Regions from separate parts of the Mus musculus genome. Here region 2 is linked to region 1. A link is a loop called in an ENCODE intact Hi-C map of the cell type or tissue named here. Cell type or tissue: gastrocnemius. All regions are shown on one strand.

The links. Peaks named below come from ENCODE experiments on the same cell type or tissue, not always from the same donor. Only the 100,000 strongest peaks of a DNase experiment are listed, where the experiment ranks them.
Region 2: it touches region 1 in a loop (10-fold over the local background); 15 of 42 quality-filtered maps call a loop at or near these places.

The regions. Positions count from the first base shown.
Region 1 is chr2:92,434,031-92,442,030 of GRCm38, reverse strand. Cry2 (cryptochrome 2 (photolyase-like)) reads left to right here and starts at 7,962. Exons shown (of 12, transcript NM_009963.4): 1 at 7,962-8,000. In gastrocnemius, a CTCF peak has its summit at 3,845 (motif pointing right); DNase peaks (open chromatin) are centred at 3,860 and 7,869; H3K4me3 peaks cover 1,322 bases; H3K27ac peaks cover 2,413 bases.
Region 2 is chr2:92,293,188-92,301,187 of GRCm38, reverse strand. All of the region lies in intron 6 of Phf21a (PHD finger protein 21A), which reads right to left. Among named protein-coding and RNA genes, the nearest start is that of Large2, 74 kb to the left of the region's middle. In gastrocnemius, a CTCF peak has its summit at 4,571 (motif pointing left); a DNase peak (open chromatin) is centred at 4,572; H3K4me3 peaks cover 213 bases; H3K27ac peaks cover 1,211 bases.

The DNA of each region.
Region 1 (8,000 bases):
TGTTAATTGCTGGGCTGGTGGCACCAGGCTGGCAGGATGGGTAAATGTTTGTTGGGGCCTTGCCTGCCCAAAAACAAAGGCAAGCTGCCCTGGGGAAGGAATCAGTGGTTAAGAGCACTGACTGCTCTTCCAGAGGAATACAGTTCAAATCCCAGGACTTGGCCAGCATCCCAATTTTCTTATGGTCCCCAAAGATGTCATCACCCTCCAGACAACAGGAGGCAATCTAAAGAACACAACACCCTCATTCCAAGGGGTGTGGTGGGCGGCTGTTTGCTGGGTTATGGATAGTTGTCATTGAAGGAGATTGGTTGTGGTTTGTTGATGGTCATGGTCAGAGAGGAAACAAAGGAAAGGAGGTTGGATTCATGGATCTCTTTCTCTCTCCCCTCTATCCTTCTTTCTCTCCTAACTAGTGTCAGTGGATAAAACAGGTGGGAGTGAGGGGAAAGGGAAAAGAAGGGTGGATTGTTGTATTTCCTTTAGACTAAGAAAGCAACGAGTTTCAAATATTTTAGACTAGGCTGTAAACTGCCCTTTACCTCGACTGCTGACAGCACTGTGGACAGGCAGGACATAGGGAAGTCGACAAAATGGGACGGTCCCCTTAAGGTCCTGCTCCACAGGAAAGTCTGTCAGGTCTTCTGGGCCTGGCAGCCAAAGATGGATGCCCTGCAGACACATAGGAACCTTGGGAGACTGGCTGGGTAGCCAGTAAGTCCCTGTCATTTTTATTAGATCTGGAAGCTGCTCTCTCTGTATGTGTATTTACACAGGTGTGATTTGACCTTCTCAGGTTTCTGATGGCTTTGAAGCTTAGACTAGTGATAGACTTCAAAAGTTCAGAGCTTTAACATTGATCAATGGAGTTCTGATAATATTATTGTAGTCACAAGTTCACGATCTTAAATTTCCTTTGGTTGTCTTCTAAATATAGACTTAAAAAGACTTTTCATTGTGCTCACATGATGCAAAACCTCTACAGAACTTTGGACTCACCAAGATAGGGCAAATGGACTGGACATTGTCTTACACTGATAGTTCTCATATTTGTTCTTATTGTATATAGTTCACTGATGTTAGAGATAAAGCCATTTCTTGGACTAAAAGGGGAGGTGTTGAGATAAGCCACCCCACACATGTCGTAAGGTATGTCCCTGTGTTCTCACATGTTAATTGCTGGGCCAGCGGTGCCAAGCTGGCAGGATGGGTAAATGTTGGTTGGGCCCTCACCTGTCCAAAAAGAAAGGCAAACTGCCCTGGGGGAGGAGTCTCTCCCGCTATGTTAAAAGCTCTCTTGTGTGAGAAAGAAGTGTGGTATTTGAGCAATAAAGTGCTGGCGGCTGAGGCTGGAAGGAGGGAAGGAGGGGCAGAGCTGGACAGAGGCAGGATGGGACAGAGCAGGAAAGACAACAGTGAGAGCCAAGCAACAGGTTTCAGTGGCAGAGAAGCAGGGCTAAGTTAGAGGTTCGCTGAGAGACTGCCGCAGAGAAAAGGCCAGCAGCCTTATACAATAAAGACATCTCCATGTCTTTATTATTGAAACCTAAGCCGGACCCCAAAGCCCTGCAATAGCTGAAACTTGTAAACACGCAAAGGGGGAAAACTCAGACACAGAAGGACAGATGTTGCGCGCCTCCACATATGTGAGGGGGACTAGTTTTCATGAGCTGGCAACAGAACAGAGGTAACTAAGGTGTTGAGCAGGAAGGAATGGTGGTACACTGTTTGATAGGTACAGGGTTTCTATGGGGACGATGTAATGTGACTAAAATGTTAATTTGTGTTGTACATATTTTATAATAGCAGAATAACACACACACACACACACACACACACACACACACAGGGAAGGGCCTGGGACATAGCTTCATTGGTAGAGTACTTGCCTGTCATGCACAAAGCCCTGGGTTTTACTCCCACCATTACATAAAAACCAGATGCATGCTGCACACCTGCAATTCCAGCATTTGGGAAGTGGAGGCAGGAGGATCAGAAGCTGGAGAAATTGCCTTGGTCTTGCAGAGGACCTAGGCTCAGTTCCCAACACCCACATGGTAGCCCACAACTGCCTGTAAGTCCAGTTCCAAGGGATCTGACACCTTCTTCAGGCTTCTGTGGGCTCCTGCATGCATGTGGTATGTACAGACTTACACAGGTGCACACACATACACATAAAAATAATACGTGTTTTTTTAAAAAACAAGATTAGGGTGGGCGGTGGTGGCTCACACCTTTAATCCCAGCACTTGGGAGGCAGAGGTAAGCGGATTTCTGAGTTCAAGGCCAGCCTGGTCTACAAAGTGAGTTCCAGGACAGTCAGGGCTACACAGAGATTTTCCTGTCTTGGAAAATCAACAAAATAAAACAAAACAACAAAAAAACCAAGATTAGTCTAGGCTATATGTAACTGTCTCAAAACCTCACAAAGAAAAAAAGAAAGAAAATGAATTACAGTGGCAGACACACAAGGTGACCAGCATACAGAAAGCAAGGTCAGAAGGTCCAGTGCCTCAGAGAAGCAGACTAGCAGAGGAGGGGGAAAGCACCATTGGCGGCCTGAGGACAGGTTCACGCTCTGTGCTTGCCTGTGTGGAGAGGGCTTGTTGACGCTTCTGGATGGGGAGCTCATCAACGTTAGCTGTGGGCCTCTTTCCATGTGGAAGAATTCTTTCAGTATTCTGGATCTGACCTCTTTCTTTCTTTTTGAGTTCTTGTTTTCTGCACAGATTCTTGCAGTGTAGCCTCCCAGCTTTAAACCTGCGCTCCTCTGTGTTCTTAGGGTCACCATATCTCCCTCTGCTCTGTTGCTTGTTCTCCAACTTTCTTATCATTTTCAATAAGCAGAAGCTCTTGAACTTATTGTCATTTAAAACTCCAGCTTATTAATTTTTCCCTGAATGGATGCTTTTCATGTCTTGTTCAAGAAATTATTATCTGTATCCCCCAAAAAGTGAAGAAATTCTTCTCTACTGTTTTAGTTTAGTTTGGAGTTAGCTTGTGTAAGTGTTGGGAGATACAGCCAAGTGTCTCCTTTTGGTTTTTACACTAGGGTACTGGGTTGACCCATTAGCATTATAACAAAAGCCATTTTCCCACATTGCACAAAGATATCATGTCATAAATGTAATGTTCACATTTTTATTTTTTATTTTATGTGACTGAGTGGTGTGTGTGTGTGTGTGTGTGTGCCTGGTGCCTGCAAAGGCCAGAATAGATTCCCTGGAACTAGAGCTGCAAAGGCTGTGAGCCACCATGTGGGTGGGACTAAACCCAAGCTCCCTGCAAGAGCAGCCTGAGCCGCCTCTCAGCAGTCATCCACTCATTCTTATCTGCTTCTGGATTCTCAATTAGGAGCCTTTTGTCTAGTTACCTTCCTCTCATCCTACACAGCACCTGTCGTTTTCCTCGTCTCTGTTTTTCTTTCTTCTCTTTTTTGTTTTTTTTTTGTTTTGTTTTGTTTTTTGTTGTTTTTTGTTTTGTTTTGTTTTGTTTTTTTGATACAGGGTTTCTTTATGTCGCCCTGGCTGTCCTGGAAGTCACTCTAGACTAGGCTGGCCTTGAACTCAGAGATCCGCTTGCCTCTGCATCCAGGCAGCTGGCTTGAAGGTGTTTGACACTACATCTGATTAGGCTATTTTTCGAATGAAGGTAGCGTAGAGAATTGAAGAAGCTTGTCCGAGTAAATACGTCATTTATTAGTTAATTGTGGAGCTGCAAACTGAACTAAGAGAAAGTTTAGCGACTCCTCAAACTGAATAGTTGAAAGGACCAATATATATTTTTGGGTGTATTCTTGGAAGCTGCACCAAGACTGGAATCCAGATGGATTCGTGCTTTCCAAGTCCCACCACTAGAGGGCGTGAGAACCTTAAAATCTCTATGCTTGTCCCGCCCTCTGCGTTGTCACCTTTCCACCAATCATCAGATATTTACAGGAAGGGCAGGTCCAAATCAGAACGTTTTCACATATGGTCTCTACAGAGGACTTTGACCCAAGGAAACAAACAAAACAGGGCTGATTTATCTTAAAGGTGGTCAGGGAAGACAGCATTCACTTTCTGGATGACCCATTACATCCTTGAAGTACCAGGTTGCCCCTTGGGTCCTCCCCTCCTTCCTTCTGCCTTTAGTGGAAGATGAACCAGCCATTTGTGACTCTTTTAAAGAGGGAGGTGGGGAGCTCCGAGGTGACCAAAATAGAATTCAAATTTCTGCTTCTTTAGTCATGTGCAGGTTTGTGTGCCCTCACTCTGGTATCTCCACCGTACTCATTTTAAGACACAAAATTACAAAGTGGACTTTGTCCTCTGATGTCCTTTCAGGAGTCAAAACTGGTGTTCTGACCCTTGAATGTCGCCCAGGTACTTTACCCAAGCACTGGACATCCATTCTGTGGAATGAATCATCCTTATCAACTTAAGTACGCAAGCCACACAAAACAAAGACGATGACACAGCAAGATGGAACCAGTTCACAAGCAGTAGAGGCCACACTGTCCCTCCCTCTGGTTCAGATGTTTATAGATAGTGTCCATGAAAAATGGCTGAGTTGTTAGGCTTATCTTTGTTTTTCATTATTGCTGTAATATTGAGGGTTTTTTTATGATTAAAAGTCTCATTTACTGGGTCAATTATGGAATACAGGTCATATGTAAAAAAAGGCTTGGGAATTGCAAAGAAGGAAAAATTGGATGCAGATCCTGCTTTCCAGAATAGCAACTGCTCACTGTGCCCAAGGAACTATGTATCACCTTGCTGTATCTACTAAGAAAGGGGGGGGGGGGCTGCCGGGCGTGGTGGCTCCCAGCACTTGGGAGAAAGAGGCAGGTGGATTTCTTTTTTTTTTTAAATAAATACATGTACATTTTAAAAAAAAGATTTATTTATTATTATATGTACGTACACTGTAGCTGTCTTCAGACACACCAGAAGAGGGAGTCAGATCTTGTTACAGATGGTTGTGAGCCACCATGTGGTTGCTGGGATTTGAACTCTGGACCTTCGGAAGAGCAGTCGGGTGCTCTTACCCACTGAGCCATCTCACCAGCCCGTCAGGTGGATTTCTGAGTTTGAGGCCAGCCTGGTCTACAAAGTGAGTTCCAGGACAGTCCAGGGCTATACAGAGAAACCCTGTCTCGAAAACAAAACAAAACAAAAAATCCACAAAAAAAAAAAGTGAGGGGGCCTGGAGAGATGGCTCTGTGGTTAAAAGAACTACTTGTGGTGATTTGAGTAAGAATGGCCCCCATAAGCTCAAATACTTGAATGCTTGATCCACAGTTGGTGGAACTGTCTGGGAAGGATTAGGAGGTGTGGCCCTGTTGGAAGAGGTGTTTCACTGGGGTTGGGCTTTAATATTTCAGAAGCTAAAGCCATTGTTAGTTAGCCTTCTCTGCCTCCTACTTGTGGATCAGATGTAAGCTCTCACAACTACTCCAGAGCTGTGCCTGCCTGCCTGTCTGCTTCCATTTTCTTCATCGTGATGGTCAGAGACTCTAACTCTCTGGAACCATGAACCCCCGAATTAAATACTTTATAAGTTTCTCTGGTCAGGGTGGTTTACCATGGCGATAGAAGAGTAATTAAGACTCTGATCTTCCAGAGGAAGATCCCAGCATCCACATCAGGTGGCTCAGAACCTCGTGTAGACTCCAGCTCCAGGGGACCCAATGCTCTCTTCTGGCCACACTGATGTCCACATGCAGATGGCATCCATGAACAGACATACACATAAAAAATAATAAAAATAAGCAATAACAACAAGTCAACCAGCTTGTCTAGGGTCATACTGAGCAAGCAGAATTTGAGTTCAGCCTCTTCATAAACAAGAGAGAGCAGCCCCAGGCTGCAGAGAGCTCACAGTTTATAGACACAGCATTATGGGAGTTTAGAGGAGAAGAGAAGAATTTATTCCCTGAATGGCCATTTGTGAATGGACCACCCCTTACTCTCCCTGTTCTCTTCCTTGTAGGGGGACCCAGGGAGATAGAAAAAAAAGAGAAAAGCATACAATACCTCAAAAGAAAAAAAAAGGGGGGGGGTAAGCCGGGCTTGGTGGCGCACGCCTTTAATCCCAACACAGGAGGCAGAGGCAGGAGGATTTCTGAGTTCAAGGCCAGCCTGGTCTACAAAGTGAGCTCCAGGACAGCCAAGGCTCTACAGAGAAACCCTGTCTCGAAAAACCAAAAAAAGAAAAGAAAAGAAAAGAAAAGAAAAGAAAAGAAAAGAAAAGAAAAGAAAGGGGACGCGCGAGAGATGGTTCAGAGGTTAACAGTGTGTACGTTCCTTGCAGAGAACCTGACTTGGGGGTACTTCTCAGCACCCACAACAGGAGGCTGGTAACAGCCTTGTAACTCCAACCCCCAGAAACACTCTATTCAGGAGTCCACTAGACACTTGCCGTCACTCCTACACAGACACACAGCTAAACATGAGATTAAAAATAATGAAAAAAACCCAAGTGTTTAAAGAAAAGCATAGGGAATATCAGTTCACTCATCAAGTACTTGCAGAAGAGATTCAAAGGAGAGAGTCGGGCAGAGACTTGGATGACTTTAAGGCTCTGGCCAATGCAAGCCTCTTATGTTTGATTCATATGATCCTTCGGTACCAAGTACTGAGCTAGATTATAGTCTGATGGAGCTGACATACAATAGCTAAACAATCCCAGTACTATGTACTAAAACCGGAGGGTGGGGGGAAGACACCAAATGAGGTGAGCCCCTGTGCAGGTTGGGCCCAGGAAACTGGAAAATAACAGCTGTCACAGGGAAAACAGGAGGCACGAGGGTGTGGGCTGGGGCATGTGATGTGAGAGAACAGCATGTCCAAAGCGCTGGAAATGAGAGGCTCGTAATGACGCTGTAGTCAGAGAGTGGTGCCAATTAATGCCATTAAATTGCTGACTAAATTCTAGATTCTTTCATTGCTCATTCCCAAGATGGGGAAGGTGACTACCCATAGGATCAACACAAGGACAAATCGGAACAGTTCTCTGCTGGATAGCTCCAGCCCTCCATCCCAACTAGCCCATCTTAGCCCAAGTGCAACGGTTGCTGCACTTGTTCAATCAGCAAACTCTGCCAGAATCTCCAAAGAATCAAAGGATTCCCAAAGGAGACAGGAGAATATTGCCCTGCACATCTCTGATTCCCACATAGAATCCAGTTCAGAGTTTTGTGCAAAATAACTGCACTGTGTCTGCTAAACAGAACGTAAAAGAAATGAATTCATTTGAGGGCATAATTACTGCCTCAACCCACGTCCTCTGAAACCTTTGTCCTTTCTCCCAAACCCACTCCTGCCGCATAAAAGGGCGTCTCCTTTATCCTTATGCCTTTCTGTATGCAAATACCAAGATTCTCTGCGAGGAAGTGGATTTTGAAATCGGAAGATTCTGAGTGGAATCTTACTGGATTCATGGTATTGCGCAAGTCATTCAAACTGGGGCGCCCTAAGCTTACTTCATCTGCAGAGTAAGACTAACAAGCATCTGTTTTATTCGTGTTTATGAAATGAACGTTACCAGGATGAGATGAAAATAGAAAATAGGACAGTTTGTGTAAGGCAATCACCGCTCAGCCTCACATATGAACAGGACAATGAACTGTTAGAAAGGGCCCGGTAACAGGTCTGTCAGCCACCGGCCGGAGTCACCGCAACCCCTGTCTTTCCCGGGGACGCGAAATGCGTAGGAGATCCGAGGTCCCTCCAGACTCAGCCCACGCGGGGCGGACGCAGCGCGGTCCTGCGTCACCGGCGGGTGGCTACCAAGCGGGACCACACATGGTGGGAACGTGAGGGGGCGGAGCCTGCGCCGACGCTGCTGACCAATGGAACAGAGGGAGGGTCCCACCGGGTCTCACCCAATCACAGAGGCGATCCAGACTCCTTGGGGCGGAGTCATGCCAGGGAGAGGCTGCATCATAGGTCGCTGGGCGGGCGCTGGGCGGGACCAACGGGGCGGTCGGGCGGAGCGGCAGACCGAGACCCAGTCCA
Region 2 (8,000 bases), 140 kb after region 1:
CTGCAAACAGATTCAGCACAGGGGGTATACACATGTACATACACACATGTACATACACATACATACACAAACCCCAGAGCTCCTGGTTTGTATACTTACTCAAGTCTCTTTGCAAAAGCCAAATTTGCAATTTGAAATTGAAAATATAGTCCTCAAAACAAAGTACCCTGTGTTTTAAATATTAAGTAGATCGATAGTATTATTGTTTTAATACTTAATATACAGGCTAAGTAATTACACGCAGGATAGTATTATTGTTTTAAACTTAATATACAGGCTAAGTAATTACACGCAGACGTGTCTGCTGCTGAAACATTTAACTAAGGCTATGACTCTGACTTCAAAGGCATCTGAACTTGTTTTGCTCAGTTTGTTTCTATGACTTCTTTCCAAATGGCATGAGTCTGTTTAGAAATATTGTGAGATTATAAAGCAGGACTAGAATAATTTCCTCAACATAACATTTTGTAAAGCAAGGGTATTTGTTATTTTTAAAGAAAAACCTGTATCTGAAGGGTTTTGTTTAATCAGAGAACTAAGAAAGTTCTATGTAATACTCACAGGAAATAGCTTGGACTATGGGGGACAATATATTTTTTTTTTTTTTGAGCCAAACAGGATTCCCTTCTTTCACATCACCTTTTGTGAATGCAGTTGCCACCAGGCCTCACTTTAGTCTAAGTTTCAATAAAACTTCAATAAAAGTAGGATGACAGCCCACACTCCCATAGCTTCTAAAAGAAAACCTCTTATAAAATTAAGAAGTTGAGATATTCAATATCCATAGAATAGTGGCAATAAAAAAAAAATAAACGGACAGTTTAAAAATACCAGACTTTGTCTTGTCAGACACTGTCTGCTGGCTGGCCTGTGACCCATTACAATACTGCTCTCACGAAGGGCAGAGTGAAGAAAGGCTGGGAGTCTCACCGGAATAACAAGCAGGACTTAGAGGAGATTAGCAATAAGAACGACAGATTATGTACAACAGCAGTAAAATGGAGGGCTGAGCCTCCCAGCAGCCACAGAGCAGAGGGTACTTCACTTGAGAGAGACTAGCAAAATCCTACACGCGGGCACCGGAGGACGCCAAAGGCTTCGTCAGGTGCTGCAGACACGTGTTCTTTATCAACTGTTTCCTACACCAGGATTTCCTTTTTGCATGTTGCAACCTAATATTCTTCACCCAGGCAACTACAGCATGTTTTGGAAAGGTTCCCTATTTCTGAGCCATTTAGAAATACATCTTTATGAAAACATGTACCATTTCCAGAACAAAAATGTTTCGATATATTAGGTTTCAGCCTTAAGTTGTATTTTTAGAAAAGTGGTAATTTCAGAATCTTTGCTTCAAATTACAGTTGTTTTTTGCTTTTTATTAGTGGAGTCATAAAGTAAAAAATTAAAGATATACCAATGAATAAATATTTTCCCCCCTTCTCTTGCTCTGGTTGATGTAAAAGAAAAAATTGAGAGTCTGGGAGGTTATCTGGGATATGGTCAAGTTTGAACAAGTATACTAAATTATCATTGGAGAAGCATCAGATGCCAAGGCTAGGCATTGTTAAGAAACTAACTATACAATGTCACAAAAGGTAGAAAAGGATTTTATTCTCAACATAAAGAAATTAAAAATGTTTCCTTCAGGCAGCAGCTATGATGCCCTGATTTGAATATTCTACAAAGTACAGGTGTACTAAACAACACATGTGGCACATATGCAATTTTTATGTTTTAATAAATTTGTTTTTTGTGGCCTTTTTTGGCTTTTGTTTTGTTCGTTCATTTGTTTGTTTGAGACAGGGTTTTTCTGTGTAGTTCTGCCTGTTCCAGAACTCACTCTGTAGACCACGGTCACCTGAGCTCAGGGATTCGCCTGCCTCTGCCTTCTGAGTACTGGGATTAAAGGGTGAAGCATCACTCACTGGCAGTAGATTCTTTTTAATCCAGGTACATATACAGCTAAAAGGATTATTAGTGTTTATTCTTTCATAAAAACTAAACCACACTGAATAACTTTATAGTCAAAGTTCTCTCTATTCATTTATTTATGAACAACAGGGCCTGGCTAAGCAGACTAGGCTGGCCTCGAACTCACGCTCGTCTTGCCTTAGCCTCCCGAGTATTAGGATTACAGGTGTACACCACCACACTTGACTACAACAGTTTTCTAAGAAATGATCTGACATCATAGATGGTGCTTCTACATAATAAGGTGAATCACTCTGTTGTATCTTGGACCCAGAAACAGATCTGTGCTTATTACCAAAGGAAAACATCTTACTTTTAAGGGGTAAGAAATGAGACTTGTGAGAAGGGGCAGAAACAGAAGGAAGCCATTGTTCTAAGATTATGTTCCTTAAAGTATGTTATTTCTTTTAAAAAATTATTATGAGTGTGTGCATGTGTGCACTCGTGTGAGTACAAGCACACACATGGAAATGGAACAAAGTGTGTGACTAGTGGGCAGAGGACAACTTGGAAGACTTGATTTTCTCCTTACCGTGCGAGTCCTGGGATTAAACTCAGGTCATCAAGTTTGGTGTCGAGAACACTACTGGCTGAGCCACCTGGCCACCTGAGTGTTGGTATTTCTTAAACAATATGATTAGAAATTATAAGAGAATATAATATGTGATTTTCCTTAATGGCTTTTAAAGAACTGTGTTCATTTGACCTCTTATCCAACAAGAACTCATTCTCCTTTATGTTAGATTGCGTAGCACAAACATACTTTGGGATTTGTGAATGTAGCTCAGTTAACAAAGTGCTTGCCTACCATACATGAAAGCCTGGGTTCATTCTGCAGACCCCCATCAACTGGGCATACACCGTGATCCCAGCACTCAGAAGTAGAGGCAGGAGGATCAAATTTCAAGGTTAATTTTAGATACATATCCTATGAAGGCAGACCTGAGCTACATAAAACTTTTTTTTTAAAGGAATAAGTACTTGGTTATAGTTTTACATTTTGCAACAGTGTCATACTAGATTCTACCAAGACTGGGTAGCTTTCTCTGCTTAACTGTTTCTTCAGACTAAGGCACACATCCTCTAAGATCTGCTTGGAAAGCAGTTAATACCTTCTGAAAAGACAATCTCCCCTCCTTCTCTAATTCACTATAAACATATGCCCACAGTCACTCACAATTTATTCACACTCTTGCTTCCACTTAGTGTCTATAAAACCAAAACCAAAGCAAAACAGGCAAGCGAGCACACGGGGTGATCTAGAGTGCTGAACACCCACGACCCTGTTCCTCACAAGCCCAGCTCTCTAGGGCAAGCTTCCGAAATGAGATTATTCAGCTCAATTTCCAGTATGCTATTTTATTAATTCCTTGAGAACTTCACACATATGTAACACATTTTTATCATCTTCACCATCACCCAGTACCTTCCCCACCCCCTAGCTAGTTACATTTTAGAACATGCCACAGAGACCCATAGGTGTGACCAGACCAATCTGCATCAGTCACAATATTCCTCTTATGTATTAAACTTCTGGTTGAAAAGAGACAACATTTGGTTTTCTCATCCAAGGTTATGATAAAAGCAAACCCCTCATTGAAGACTCTGATTTGATTAACAGGAACACAGACCTGCCGGGTATGGTGGCACACGCCTTTAATCCCAGCACTCAGGAGGCAGAAGCAGGCAGATTTCTGAGTTTGAGGCCAGCCTGGTCTACAAAGCGAGTTCCAGGATAGCCAGGGCTACACAGAGAAACCCTGTCTCGAAGGAAAAAAAAAAAAAAAACCACCCAAAAAAAAAACAAAACACAGACCTTTCTATTACACTTATAAAGCTCGTTATTTTGATTCTTACGGCAAAAGCTGATTCTTCTCAGCTTTTTATTATATAGAAAAAGGCCATGAATTTGACAGAGGGAAAGGAAATTCAAGGGAGTGGTTTGACGGAGGTAAGGGAAGGAGAAATGACTAATTATAATCTGAAAAATAAAAAATAATCATTAAAAAGTGCAACTTTAGAACTTATAAAAACAGCAAGAAAACACAAAAATGGCTCAGATATTTAGACCCTACAGACAACTATAGAAAAGGAAAACTTCAAACTGAAAATGAGTTTCCCTCATGAAACATCTCTGAAGATGACCGACCACCTTTAGTCTACCACTGCGAACTGTCTCTGAGGAGGACAGAGAACTGGAATGTTTGTTTTACTTTCTTGTTGATCTAGTGGTTATGAATAAAAACTAAATTACTTAAAATTAATTCTGATATAATCTACTTGCTTTCAGCCTGCTTCTCAGTTTCATTTGTTCCCCAACACTCCCAGAAAACCAAGAAATAATTATGATATTTCAATAAACTAGGAAAAACCCCCAGTAAGTTTATATAGGATGTACAACAGGGAAAGCCTAAGGGAGAGCCAGCCTTAATGTGCACCTGACAAAATACTGAAGTTTATTTAAGTATTTTACGTTGAATAAATAACACTTCTGTGAAAGGCACAACCACTCAACAGAACTCGCCACTTAACTCTCAGATCAGCTATATTAAGTCTGCCAGAGCGGCAGGAGGAAGCTTTCACTTAATGAGTTAACGCCATCTAGCGGGTGCAGTGAGATTTCAGCTGAACCTACTCCAGCTCTTCCTGTGGCCAGACATCCCATTTCAACTACTTCCTGGTACTAATCAGAGAACTACACTAATGTGACAAACGTTCCTACATTAAAAAGGGTGAGTTTAAAAAACCAAACAAACTAGCAGTTTCCATTCAGAAGGGAACAGCATTATATCCTGTTCTTCAAGTGCACAAAGCAAAAATCAATACATACCAACAATATGTACATTGGAAGAGTATGAAATATTGCAAAAATCAAAATGAGCGTCAATTAAAGTGTTACGATGCCAATAACAAAAGCAATTGTCTATGCCAGATATTTGCAGTTGTTATCCTAAAGGTAGTTAATTAAAAAAAAAAAAAATAGTAACTAACCAAAATGATAGCATCTCTTTCCTTCCTCCCTCCCTCCCTCCCTCCCTTCCTTCCTTCCTTTCCTTTCTTTTTTAGAATTTTACTTTTTTTTAATGAAGTGTATGTATTTGTGTTTGGGTATAAACACATGAATGCTGGTGCCTCTTAGGCCAGATGCATCAGCTCCTCAGGACTTAACACCAGTGTGAGCCACCCAGCATGGGTGCTAGCAACTTCAGTCTTCTGCAAGAACGAAGCTGAGCCACCTTTGCAGCCCATACTAACTTTACTTACTTCCAACATGATTTGAGTGTTGCATCTACCAAACTAGCCCAGTGCATACATCCTATGTGTCCAACAATACACAAAGTAGTAGTGGGGTTTTAAGAGAGGAAAGGTCACCTGGAATTTAAGAAGCCCAAGCACACAGGCCTGGTACCAGCAACTGGTAACTCTTTAGAGAAGATACATTTTTTTATCAGAATTTTACTTTAAATTTTATTCATATAAGAATAAGCTGCTAACATGAATATCAGATCCACTATATTTTTTTATTGTATTAATCAGTTATATTGATTTAAGGTGAAATTGGATGAGAAAGATGTGTCCCCTTTATATAACATAACAATGTGCACATTCTTTAACATTTCAATGGATAGGAGTTACTGTTATCATTTTCAAGTCTGGGGATAACAGGCTCTGCCATTTTGCTAAGAATGTACAGGGATCTATCACAATAATCTCTCTTATATTACTTACGTATTGTTCTAATAGCATATTGGCTTTTACTTTTTCTCTTTGTATTTCTTGGGCTTACCATGCCTGAGGTAAGAAGAGGAGCTTTGAGTAAGACCTGTTCATTGTTTTCCTATTCACTGACTGGCAGGTAGAAACTAACACAGAACGGCATGCAGAAGTTAACCAGAGCCCATTCCACTCCATTCTGGTTTTACCATTTTCATATGCAGCTGAGGAATTGAGTACTCTACCAGTGAACACCAGTCCCGGTTATCTTTCTGGGAAGGTTAACTTTAAATGTTTTAGTGTTTTCCCATTCTCATTCATTCATTTTCTCTCTCCCCCCCCCCCCCAAATAACATAGAATGGTCAGATGGCAATCTAATAAAAGTTGCAATATTTATGGGATCTTCAACTGAAATTTTCCTATGTATGGGTGTTATTAAAGAGATCAAAGTTTTCCATTGTAGATCTACTCAGGCTACTATGGACCATGTATAGACTGAGTTCTGAGATTAGCTAAACTTCATAAAAATTCTCTTCTTGTTTTCTCAGAGGAGTCAGAAAATGCATGGCATATATCACACATCTTGACCCAGAACTGTTTCACTAGAGAATGCCAATCCTAACAGCTACTCCACTGGTCAATGGTAGAAGAATGGAAACATTTTTTTTTTTTTTTTTTTTTTTTGGTGGCCGAGCTGACTATCCAGTCTACCTGTGTAGTAAAAAGGAAGAGAAAAAGCAAGATACAGTCGGGATAGGACTAAGATCAGAGTTCAAAAGAACAGTGTGTGCAGACAAAAGGGCAAGAAGGTAAAGTCGTACCTCACAACCTAAGTTTAGTCTCCAGGTCCCATAGTGGAAGGAAAAAAAACCCTATTTCCCAAATGTTGTCCTCTGATCCCACAGATGAGCCATGTGTGATACTACTAAAGTAAATCTGATGCTAGTGCTCCTAGACAAGGCACACCTCCGAGTTTATGTCTTAGTTGGGCTTTCTACTGCTGTGATAAAATACCAGGCCTGAAGGAACTTGGGAATCAAAGAGTTTATTCAGCTCAGCATCAAAGGAAGTCAGGACAGGGACTTAGAGACAGGAGCCGAGCAGAAGCCATGGAAGAGAACTGCTTACTGGCTTGTTCCTTATGGCTTGCTCGGCCTGCTTCCTTATAGAACCCAGGACCAGCCCAGGGGTCACACCACCCACTATCCCCCATCCATCACTAATTAATAAAATGCCCTGTAGGCTTATATATAGCCTGATCTTATGTAGGCATTTTCCCTCCTCTCTGATGACTCTACCTTGTGTCAAGTTGACATGAAACTAGCCTGCATAGTTCATTTATTTGAAAAAGTGGGGAAAATTATGTTTCTATACCCACATAAGTAAATCCATTGATTAAAGTAATTTTTGTTAGACACAAGCAAATTTGTGAGAGTAAAATGCTATTTTTAGCTTAATAAACTTGTTATACTTACCTACTTTCATTTCATGACTGATCTGCCCAACAGTCATCCCACCAACATAATCAGAACCTACAATCAGACCAGTGGGGTGGTATTTATTTTGAGACATAGTCTCATGTATTCCAGACAAGCCTCAACGTTGCTAAGTAGCAAAGATGACCATGAACTTCTGATTCTCCTGCTTTTACCTCCTCAGTGCTGGGATTATACCAATGCACCACCACACATGGATTAAACCCAGAATTCAAGGATGCCAAGCAAGTACTGTGCCAACTGAGATCCCTCAAACTCCTTCCCCACTCTTTAAAAAACACACTGATTCCCACATTTAAGCTTCTGTTTTTGATGCTCATCTTAGAGTACAGGTCTTTCTCCCAACACTATTTGTCCACCTACCTCTGAGGGCTCTGGTAAGTTCCAATTCTCTCCAAAGTTTTTCTTGACTAACAGCCAATGCTGTGTGAGACTTTATTACATCCCGTGTCTGAACCATACAATAACATCTAAATATGTGACAATAACAGCAGCTCTAGTTATTATGGTATAATAGCAAACACCATTCTAAATTCAATGTGTATTACATAATTGAATATTCTAAGCAACCCAAAGAGACAGATATTATTAGTTTGCAAATGAAGAAGCTAAAGCCCAGAAGGGGAACTTTCCAGGGCACCAAAAGTAGCACCCAGCAAAGAGGTACAGTTCTGACCAGGAGATCTGGTTCCAGGGGCCATGTTCCTGTGCCCCAACCAACCCAACCCTGCAGCCCTGCAACACAGATTCTGTTAGTTAAGTGCTTATGTGCACTATTTATCCTTTACCCTAGAATGCACACACTCTAAGAGTGGGGG